Linked DNA regions of Homo sapiens: region 1 is linked to region 2. Evidence: read pairs that join two places in POLR2A ChIA-PET (ENCODE). Cell type or tissue: HepG2. All regions are shown on one strand. Each heading gives the region's core, and the rest is flanking DNA. Links, peaks and the distances in the headings are about the cores only.

What was found. ChIA-PET counts read pairs that join two places held together with the same protein. Peaks named below come from ENCODE experiments on the same cell type or tissue, not always from the same donor. Only the 100,000 strongest peaks of a DNase experiment are listed, where the experiment ranks them.
Region 1: POLR2A ChIA-PET joins it to region 2 with 6 read pairs; 1 of 35 experiments calls an interaction of 5 or more read pairs at or near these places.

Annotation. Positions count from the first base shown.
Region 1 is chr16:30,072,651-30,078,014 of GRCh38, forward strand. PPP4C (protein phosphatase 4 catalytic subunit) reads left to right here and starts at 3,344. Exons shown (of 9, transcript NM_002720.3): 1 at 3,344-3,444; 2 at 3,665-3,825. The coding sequence starts at 3,728. RefSeq lists enhancers at 2,066-2,245, 3,868-3,957 and a silencer at 3,618-3,757. In HepG2, for the core only: no CTCF peak of the experiment used is centred there; a DNase peak (open chromatin) is centred at 3,291; H3K4me3 peaks cover 2,727 bases.
Region 2 is chr16:30,802,910-30,808,273 of GRCh38, forward strand. All of the region lies in intron 1 of LOC124903679 (a long non-coding RNA gene), which reads left to right. Among named protein-coding and RNA genes, the nearest start is that of ZNF629, 18 kb to the left of the region's middle. RefSeq lists silencers at 2,539-2,598, 2,739-2,828. In HepG2, for the core only: a CTCF peak has its summit at 2,683; DNase peaks (open chromatin) are centred at 2,692 and 3,322; H3K4me3 peaks cover 2,424 bases.

The DNA of each region.
Region 1 (5,364 bases), core at 242-5,241, 730 kb before region 2:
GGTGGAGGTTGCGCTGAGCCAAGATTGTGCCACCACACTCCATCCTGGGCAACAGAGCGAGACTCCGTCTCAAAAAAAAAAAAATAAAAAAGACTAGAGAAGCAGAGAACGTCATATACCAGTTTGGGGGATTTGGACTTTTATTTATTTATTTATTTTGAGACGAAGTCTCGCTCTGTAGCCCAGGCCGGAGGGCAGTGGCACGATCTGGGCTCACTGCAACCTCTGCCTCCCGGGTTCAAACCGATTATCCTGCCTCAGCCTCTCCAGAGTAGCTGGGATTACAGGTGCACGCTACTGCACCCGGCTAATTTTTTGTATTTTTAGTAGAGACGGGGTTTCACCATGTTGGCCAGGCTGGTCTTGAACCCCCAATCTCAGGTAATCCGCCTGCCTTGGCCTCCCAAAGTGCTAAGATTACAGGCGTGAGCCACCATGCCTGGCCTGGACCTCTTAATTTTATGATAATCTGAGTTCCCGAAAGAGTAATTGATAGAAAAAAAAACTACACCTGAGGACACAACTTTCTGAGTTCAAATTTCTTTTTTTTTGAGACAGCATTTCACTCTGTTGTCCAAGCTGGAGTGCGGTGTCACAATTTCGGCTCACTGCAACCCCCGCCTCCTGGGTTCAAGCGATTCTCCTGCCTCAGCCTCCCAGGTAGCTGGGACTACAAGCGCATCACCAAACCTAATTATTATTATTTTTTATTTTTTAGGATAGACAGGGTTTCACCATGTTGGTCAGGCTGATCTTGAATTCCTGACCTCAGGTGATCCACCTGCCTCGGCTGCCCAAAGTGCTGGGATTACAGGTGTGAGCCACCACACACAGCCAGGTTCAAATTTCTTTCTTTTTTTTTTTTGAGACAGAGTCTCGCTCTGTTGCCCAGGCTGGAGTCCAGTGACGCAATCTTGGCTCGCTGCACGCTCTGCCTCCTGGGTTCACGCCATTCTCCTGCCTCAGCCTCCCAAGTAGCTGGGACTACAGGCGCCCGCCACCACGCCCAGCTATTTTTTTGTATTTTTAGTAGAGACGGGGTTTCACTATGTTAGCCAGGATGGTCTCGATCTCCTGATCTCGTGATCCGCCCGCCTCAGCCTCCCAAAGTGCTGGGATTACAGGCGTCAGCCACCGCGCCCAGCCCAAGTTTCTTATTCTTTTTGTTTATAGACTGGGTCTCACTCTGTTGCCCAGCCTGGTCTTGAACTCCTGGGCTTAAGTGATTCGCCTCGGCCTCCCAAAGTGCTGGGATTACATGCTTGAGCCACCACACCTAGCCCCGGATTCAAATTTCAGTGTAACATCCCCAATCCACTGTTATACAAGCAATGAACAAGTTATTTAACCCCTCTGAGCCAGTTTCCTCCTCTTAAAAAAGGCACAAAACTTAATAGAAAGCAACTAAGAAGCCAGGCACGGTGGCTCAAGCTGGTAATCCCAGCACTTTCCGAGGCCGAGGAGAGTGGATCACCTGAGGTCAGGAGTTCGAGACCAGCCTGACCAAAATGGTGAAACCCCGTCTCTATTAAAAATGCAAAAATTAGCTGGGCGTGGTGACGGGTGCTTGTAATCCCAGCTACTCAGGTGGCTGAGGCAGGAGAATTGCTTGAACCCAGGAGGCGGAGGTTGCGGTTTGCCAAAATCGCTCCACTGCACTCCCGCCTGGGCGACAAGAGCAAGGAAGGCTCTGTCTTAAAAAAATAAATAAATGAAAATACAAAAATTAGCCAGGCGTCGTGGCACATGCCTGTAATCCCAGCTACTTGGGAGGCTGAGGCAGGAGAATCGCTTGAACCTGGGAGGCGGAGGTTGCAGTGAGCCGAGATTGTGCCACTGCACTCCAGTCGGGGTGAAAAAGCAAGACTCCGTCTCAAAAAAAAAAAAAAAAAAAAAAAAAGAGGCCGGGCACGGTGGTACACGCCTGTGGTACAGCACTTTGGGAGGCTGAGGCAGGTGGATCATGAGGTCAGGAGATCGAGACCATCCTGGCTAACACGGTGAAACCCCGTCTCCACTAAAAAATACAAAAAAATTAGCCGGGCCTGGTGGCGGGCGCCTGTAGTCCCAGCTATTCAGGAGGCAGAGGCAAGAGAATGGCGTGAACCCGGGAGGCGGAGCTTGCAGTGAGCCGAGATGGCGCCACTGGACTGCAGCCTGGGCGACAGAGCGAGAGAGTGAGACTCTGTCTCAAAAAGAAAAACGGAAGCAACTAAGAAATGTCAAGAGTGCCATTTTGGAATCAGAGAAGTCATGCTGACTGAGGCACAGGCTTGGCGTGGGAAAAGTGGACTCCAATCTGTTAACTTCTGAAGTTGTCCACGGCAAATATTTCTCTGACGGCACAGGAAGAGATCTGAACTTGGCTTCCCTCATCCATTGAACAAGTATTAACAAGTATCTATATATGCCTACCGTGCCAGGCCTTATTCTAACCACTGGGGCTGCAATATTTAAAAAGACAAAGTTGGATCCTCCAAGGACTGTGGTGGGGAAGGCTGACAAAACAAGTAACAAAAATGTGTAACATTAAAAAAAAAGTGTAATGTTAAAAAAAAAAAGTGTAATAAAGTTACAAAGCCTAGCCCCAGCTCGGCTTGTTTCCCTAGCTGAAATGGGGGATGGCCGGGCGCGGTGGCTCACGCCTGTAATCCCAGCACTTTGGGAGGCCCGAGGCGGGAAGATAGCTTGTGCCCAGGAGTTCGAGGTCACAGTGACCTATGATAGCCCCACCGACTCCAGCCTGAGCGATAGAGCGAGACCCTGTCTCTAATTTAGAAAAAAGAAAGTTGTGGCCGGGCGCGGTGGCTCACGCCTGTAATCCCAGCACTTTGGGAGGCCGAAGGGTGGTGGTGGGTGGGGGCGCGGATCACCTGAGGTAGGGAGTTAGAGACCAGCCTGACCAACATGGAGAAACCCCGTCTCTATTAAAAATACAAAATTAGCCCAGCGTGGTAGCGCATGCCTGTAATCCCAGCTACTCAGGAGGCTGAGGCAGGAGAATTGCTGGAACCCGGGAGGCGGAAGTTGCGGTGAGCCGAGTTCGTGCCATTGCACCCCGGCCTGGGCAACAGCAAAACTCCGTCTCAAAAAAAGAAAAGACAGTTGTTTAAACATTTTTATGAAATGATATGGGAGGGGACTGGTCTAGGGTTTCTAATAGCCTCCACATCGCCCAGCGGCAGAGCCCACAAAACTGCCACTGGCCGCCACCGGGTTCCTCCACCTCCTTCCCGATCTCAGGCTGGAGAAGTGGTGCAGGGGTCGCTGCGAAAGGAGAGGAGCGTGTATGACGCCACATCCGGCGCGCGGCGGAACTGGCCTCCTTTGCTTCCGCGGCGGGGCCGGAAGTAGGAGCGGCGGCGGCGGCGGCGGCGGCGGTCGAAAGCGGAGTGAAAGAGGGAGGCAGGGAGCCGGAGAGCCGGAACCGGAGTCGCAGCGGCGGTAATAGTGCGAGACTCCTCTAAGTCACCGTCCTTAGCGCGGGACCGCGGGGTTCGACGGGAGTTAGCGGGGGTGCGGCCAGGCCGTTGGACGCCGGGGGGTCCTGGGGCCGATGTGAGGGGAGGCGGGGGTGGGGGAGCCGGGCCGGCTCTAGAATCGAGTTGTCCGCTCCGAGCCCCGGACGGACACTGATCCGCGGGCTCGTCTTGGCCTTTCCCAGGAGACCCCTGTGCGGTGCGGAGGGGGCGGCGGCCCCGACTCTGACCCGCGCCGGGGGTGGGCCATGGCGGAGATCAGCGACCTGGACCGGCAGATCGAGCAGCTGCGTCGCTGCGAGCTCATCAAGGAGAGCGAAGTCAAGGCCCTGTGCGCTAAGGCCAGGTGAGCTCGTTGGCCCTGGGGAAGGGAGGCCAAGCCGCCGCCCACGGGTTCTGGCCTGGGGCAAACCCAACTGAGAACTTTGGGCTTGCCTCGTTCTGGAAGCTTTCCCAGAGAGGAGCAGGATGGAGCCGCTGCCCTCGAGGAAAAGCTAGCCTGCTCGGGGAAGACAGAGTGGATAAAGACACTTAAAGTTTATTAGACGATGTGTTTCCAGTGGAGTAAGAGTGTTACATAAAGTACTTAGGAAACTCAAGGAAACAAGTCCATCTGTCGGGGGACGGAAGCTTGTTGGAGGGGGGCCGAACTGTGGGAGAGGCCTCGAATAAGGAGGTGGTAAAAGAGTCAGCCAAAAACCAAAAGTTTAAGACAGGAAAGTTAAAGACCCTGTGATTTATAAAAGTCTTCTAATTACAACAACCCTTAAAGATTGGTGGTATTGTACTCATTTTACAGGTGGGAACTTTCATGTTCAAAGTTACCCACAAGTAAGGAATGGGGTCTGAAGCCAGCTCTTAGTGTCCTGTCCTTTTTCAGGCCATAATGCAAAAAGGTGGAGTTGGATCATTCACGTTCAGGGTGGGAGCCTGAGAAATCGTAGCAAGTAAGCCAGGGTAGAATTAAGCACGATAGGGAGGCCAGTTCAGAGTTCTGTGGGAAGTAGGATGATGTAGTGGTTAAGGCTCTAGGTTTTGCAGTGTGAGATGGCTCTAGGTTTGAATCTGAACTCTGCCGCTTTCTAGCTGTGTTAGTAATCTTAAGTGTCTTTATTTGTAAAGCAGAATTAATAGTACTTAATAAGATGATTGTGAAGATTCAGTGAGTTGGTGCTGGAGATGAGGTTAGCACAGTGTTTTGGTACAGCATACGTGCTTGATAATCACCAGGTATTCTATTTCTTTTGGAAGAGGGCAATAATGAGATGGGCTAAAGCCATCAGGGAGGGCTTTTGAGTGGAGGTAGGCCTTGAAGGATGAAGATAATTTGGCTAGCTGATGGAGGCAGGGCCAGTGAGGGAAGGGCATTCCAAGCAGGACGAATGTAACAGTGGAGGCCCTGAGATGCGTGGGGAACAGTCAGGGGTTTAATTACCTGCCTCCTCTGGGGAACTGTGTGATTGTGGCTTCTACCAGGCTGGAGAATTGTGGCAGAAGAGCCCACAGAATTACCCTACGTTTATTGAACAGTAAACATTGGCCTTTACAGGGCCACTATTTGGCCTGGCCCGGTACTGGCAAAAAACTTCTATCCATCTCTTCCCCCCAGCAATCCTATGAGGTTGGAATCATTTGCTGCATTTTATCGAATAGGAAGCCATGACTCGTAGAGGTCTGGTGACTTAACTGAGGTCACCCACTGAGGACGTGGCAGAGCTGGGTCCTGAATCTGTGGCCCTCAGGCTCTTTGCCTGGCCCTGCCTCACATAGACTACCTGCAGCCAGACAGGGCCTGTGAGGGGATGATGAGCAGGGTCGGCCTCTTTTTCGCCACCTGTCTGTGGCTTTTCTCTTTTGCCAGCTGACCAGACCAGCCCCATGGTGT
Region 2 (5,364 bases), core at 56-5,055:
GGAAGGTCTGTTCTTCCAAGTCTCCACGGGCTGTATGAAAGGGGAGGCCGGATGGTAATTGTTCTTGCACGTAAGAGCATGGTTTTATTTTATCCTGAAAACACACACTCAGTGCCTTTCAGCTTTCTGTCTTTGTCTAAAACTTGCTTCTTTTCAAGGTCACAAGATCCTCTTCTTCTTCTTCTTCTTTTTTTTTTTTTAGACAGGGTTTCACTCTGTCACCAAGGGTGGAGTGTGGTGGCATGACTATAGCTCACTGTAGCCTCAACCTCCTGGGCTCAGGTGATCCTCCCACCTCAGCTTCCTGAGTAGTTGGGACCACAGGTGCAGGCCAAAACAGCTGGCTTTTTTTTCTTTTCCCCCCTCTTTGTAGTGACTGAGTCTCCTTATGTTGCCTAGGCTGGTCTGGAACTCCTGGGCTGAAGCAATCCTCCCTCCTTTGCCTCCCAAAGTGCTGGGATTACAGGCGTGAGCTCTTTTTTAAATGAAGTTGGTGTCTGTTCTGGGGCAGCACCGTTCATGATTGATTTTCATCCTGTTGTAGGAATTAGGTGATTTAGCACAGCTCTGAACTAACTAGATGTCCAAGTTTGATGCTTTAGTTTGGAATTCCCAGAAAAAGTTTCCCAAATGGAGATTCAGTGCAGAGGAGAGGGAAAATCGTGCATTGTGCACTCTGGAATCAGGCAGTTTTGAGTTCAAATCAGACTCTGACATATACTCAGTTATTAACCTGTTTCTTTCTTTCTTTTTGTTTTTTGGAGATGGAGTCTCACTCTGTCACCCAGGCTGGAGTGCAGTGGCATGACCTCGGCTCACTGCAGCCTCTGCCCACTGGGTTCAAGCAATTCTCCTGCCTCAGCCTCCCGAGTAGCTGGGATTACAAGTGTCTGCCACCATGCCCAGCTAATTTTTCTATTTTTTTTTTTTTTAGTAAAGACGAGGTTTCACCATCTCGGCCAGGCTGGTCTTGAACTCGTGACCTTGTGATCCACCCACCTTCGCTTCTCAAAGTGCTGGGATTACAGGCGTGAGCCACCACACCCGGCCCTGTTTTTTTTTTTTTTTTTTTTTTTTGAGACAGTTTCGCTCTTGTCACCCAGGCTGGAGTCCAGTGGCACAATGTCGGCTCACTGAAACCTCCGCCTTCTGGTTTCAAGTGATTCTCGTGCCTCAGCCTCCCGAGCAGCTGGGATTACAGGCGCCTGCCACCACACCCCGCTAATTTTTTTATTTTTAGTAGAGACAGGGTTTCACCACGTTGGCCAGGCTGGTCTCAGACTCCTGAACTCAAGTGATCCACCTTCCTCGGCCTCCCAAAGTGCTAGGATTACAGGCATGAGCCACTGTGACTGATTTTTTTTTTTTTTTTTTTTGATACGGAGTCTTGCTTTGTTGCCCAGGCTGGAATGCAGTGGCGAGATCTCGGCTCACCACAACCTCTGCCTCCCGGGTTCAAGCGATTCTCCTGCCTCAGCCTCCCGAGTAGCTGGGACTACAGCTGCGTGCCACCATGCCTGGCTAATTTTTGTAGTTTTAGTAGAGATGGGGTTTCACTATGTTAGCTAGGCTTGTCTCAAACTCCTGACCTCGTGATCCGCCCACCTCGGCTTCCCAAAGTGCTGGGATTATAGGCATGAGCCACCGCACCTGGCCATTAACCCGTTTATTGTTGTTGTTGTTTTTTAAGACGGAGCCTCACTCTGTCGCCCAGGCTGGAGTGCAGTGGTGTGATCTCGGCTCACTGCAACCTCTGCCCCCTGGGTTCAAGCGATTCTCCTGCCTCAGCCTCCCAAGTAGCTGGGATTACAGGCGCCCGCCACCACACCCGGCTAATTTTTATACTTTCAGTAGAGAGGGGGTTTCATCACGTTGGCCAGGCTGGTCTTGAACTCCCGACCTTGTAATCCACCTGCCTCGGCCTCCCAAAGTGCTGGGATTACAGGCGTGAGCCACCACGCCTGGCCTAACCCGTTTCTTAATCCATAAAATGGGAATAATATTAACATTCCCTTCACAGAATTGCCCTGAGGTTATAGAGATAAGGTGTGTAAGGAACCTAGCACACAGAAGGCTCTCAGTAAATAGCAGTTATTACTATCATTTTTATCATGTTTCTTATTCTCATGTCTCAAACGTGACCCTCCACCAAAAGTTCTTTTATAGCAGAGTATAAATAATGGAAAAAAATGATATATAGCTTTTTTGTTTCCCCTCCAGACAGTGTCTCACTGTCACCCAGGCTGCAATGCAGTGGCGTGATCATAGCTCACTGCAGCCTCAAGCCTCTGGGCTCACGCTATCCTCCCGCCTTGGCCTCCCAGTGCTGGGATCACAGGCGCGCGCCACCACGCGGGGTCCAGCCTCTCTTCTGAGTGCTGCACATGCATTAATTCATGGAATCCTTACAGCAACCCCTTGCAAGGAAGAAAGCTGTGACTCAGAGAGGTTGAATAACTTGTCCGAGGAGCTCAGCCATGAGGCGGATCGGGGATGGAAACCCAGGCCGTGGGCCCTGCGCGGTTACAGGCATTCAATCCTCCAAATGTCCCCAGAGTGACTAGCGGCCATCATTCGGCCCTTCTCAGGAGGAAAGCGAGCGAACACCTCACGCGGCGACGGCCTCCCGGAGCTGAAGGGGTTATTCCCACTGAGACGCGGTCGCCTCCGCTCCTAGAGAGGCCCACGGAGGGCGCCGCACTTCCGGCCTGGGTCCAGCTTTGGCTCCGGCTCCCGCTCCTGACCTGCTGCTTCCCGGGCTGGCGTCCGGGCCGGCGTCCGGGCCCAGGCGACCGGGGCCTCCGAGCTCAGAGGCAGTGCCGAGGACCGAAGGAGGGGAAGGGATTCCCCAAAGGCATCCCTGACTCCCGAATTCCAGCAAGGGAGAATCAGGCGCTGGGGAGGCAAGGAGAGGGCCGCGGCTCTCCTCGGGGGCCGCGGGGCGCGACTCTTCCAGGACCTCGGCTGCTTTTCCCAGTAAAGCCCAGGCGGCCCGAGGCTGGCCGAGGGAGCGACCCTCTCCTGCCTCTTCTGGAAGGGCCGCTTCCCCGCCCTGCTGTAGACCCCGAGCTCCCTGGGGGAAGGACCCGCTCCTTCCATCCTCCACCCTCCCGAGCACCAGCCTGGGAAGGAGGGGATCCCAGTTCCTCCTTAGAGGCGACTCCTTTATCAAGTCTGATTTAGACATGGGCTCGTCCAAGGTCGTTCAGCAGCGAGTAGCGGAGCTGGGGCTGCACCGAGGAGCTCAGGCCCCACTCCGTGTTGCGGTCAAGACCAGATTTTGGGGTCAGCTTCTCAAACTCAGCACTACCAGCACCAAACTAAACTACCTGGCCCCTCCTCCCGAGAGAGGGTTCATTCTCAATCAAATCGGAACCTCAGTTTTTCTCTCCTGCTTTCCGTCCGCTTCCCTCGTCCTCCCTTGACCATACTTTTATGCTTCATCTTTTCCATCCAACCCGTCTTTCCAGCCCTCCCTCAGCCGTACTGCCGCAAACCTGTGTCGTTGCAACAACCTGCAACCTTGCCTGCCTCTCCCTTTTATTTCACGTGAAACTCCACTACAAGGAGTCCCCAAATCCTTGCCTCAGGCCACCCCTCGTTCCAAAAATACCTTTTAGTGATTTACTCACTGCCTGTGAGTTCAAGTCAAAACTCAGCTTGGCATTCAAGACGATTTGAAACCTGGCTCAAGCCCACCTCTCAAGAGGATTTGAAACCTGGCTCAAGCCTACCTCTCTAACCTGATCTATCTTGGTTCCCTAAGTAGAGGTCACAGATTGGCAGATGCAACTGGGAAATGTGTTTCAACTGGCAAAGAGTGTTTCTTTTCTTTTTCTTTTTCTTTTTTTTATTGGAGCCAATGGCCAGGCGCGATGGCTAAAGCCTGTTATCCCAGCACTTTGGGAGGCTGAGGCAGGCGGATCACTTGAGGTCAGGAGCTCGAGACCAGCCTGGCCAAATGACGAAACTTCATCTCTACTAAAAATACAAAAATTAGCTGGGCATGGTGGCTTATGCCTGTAATTCTAGCACTTTGGGAGGCCGAGGCGGGGGGATCACGAGGTCAGGAGATCGAGACCATCCTGGCTAACACGGTGAAACCTCGTCTCTACTGAAAATACAAAAAAATTAGTCGGGCGTAGTGGCGGGCGCCTGTAGTCCCAGCTACTCCGGAGGCTGAGGCAGGAGAATGGCGTGAACCCGGGAGGCGGAGCTTGCAGTGAGCCGAGATCGCTCCAGCCTCGGCGACAGAGCAAGACTCCGTCTCAATTAAAAAAAAAAAAAAATACAACTTCAAACTCTTGAAGTTATATTGGGAGAAGTAGTTTCCCAAAGAAAGGACAGAGAGGGAAATTGATAGGCATCAAAGGCATCAAGCACCTAGTGTGTGCCAGAGAACGACAGATGCTTTCACATTTTTTTCTTTTTCTTTTTTCTTTTCTTTTCTTTCTTTCTTTCTTTTTTTTTTTTTAGAGATAGGGCCTCATTCTTTCCCCCAGGCTGGAATGCAGTGGTGTGATCATAGCTTACTGTAGCCTCAAACTCCTGGGCTCAAGCAATCTTCTGCCTCAGCCTCCCAAGTAGCTAGGACCATGGACACATGCCACCACATCTGGGTTTTTGTTTTGTTTTTGAGACAGAGTCTCGCTCTGTCACCCAGGCTGGAGTACAGTGGCGCCATCTCCACTCACTGCACGCTCCGCCTCCCGGGTTCACACCATTCTCCTGCCTCAGCCTCCCGAGTAGCTGGGACTACAGGCGCCCGCCACCGCGCCCGGCTAATTTTTTTGTATTTTTTTAGTAGAGACGGGGTTTCACCGTGTTAGCCAGGATGGTCTCTATCTCCTGAGCTCGTGATCCACCCACCTCGGCCTCCCAAAGTGCTGGGATTACAGGCATGAGCCCCACGCCCGGCCTGGTTTTTGTTTTTTTTTGTTTGTTTTGTTTTGTTTTTTTTAATTAATTTTTTGGCTGGGCCGGGTTGCTGAAGCCTGTAATCCCAGCACTTTGAGAGGCTGAGGTGGGTGGATAGCTTGAGGTCAGGAGTTCGAGACCAGCCTGGCCAACATGGTGAAACCCCGTCTCTACTAAAAATACAAAAAAATTAGCCAGGTTGGGTGGCACATGCCTGTAGTCCCAGCTACTCAGGAGGCTAAGGCAGGAGAATCGCTTGAATCCAGGACGTAGAGGTTGCAGTGAGCTAAGATCGCACCACTGCACTCCAGCCTGGGCAACAGAGTGAGACCCTGTCTCAAAAAAAATTAATTAATTAATTTTTTGTAGAGACAGGGTCTCGCTCTGTTACCCAGGCTGGTCTCAAACTCCTGACTTCAAGTGATCTTCCCACCTCAGCCTCCCAAA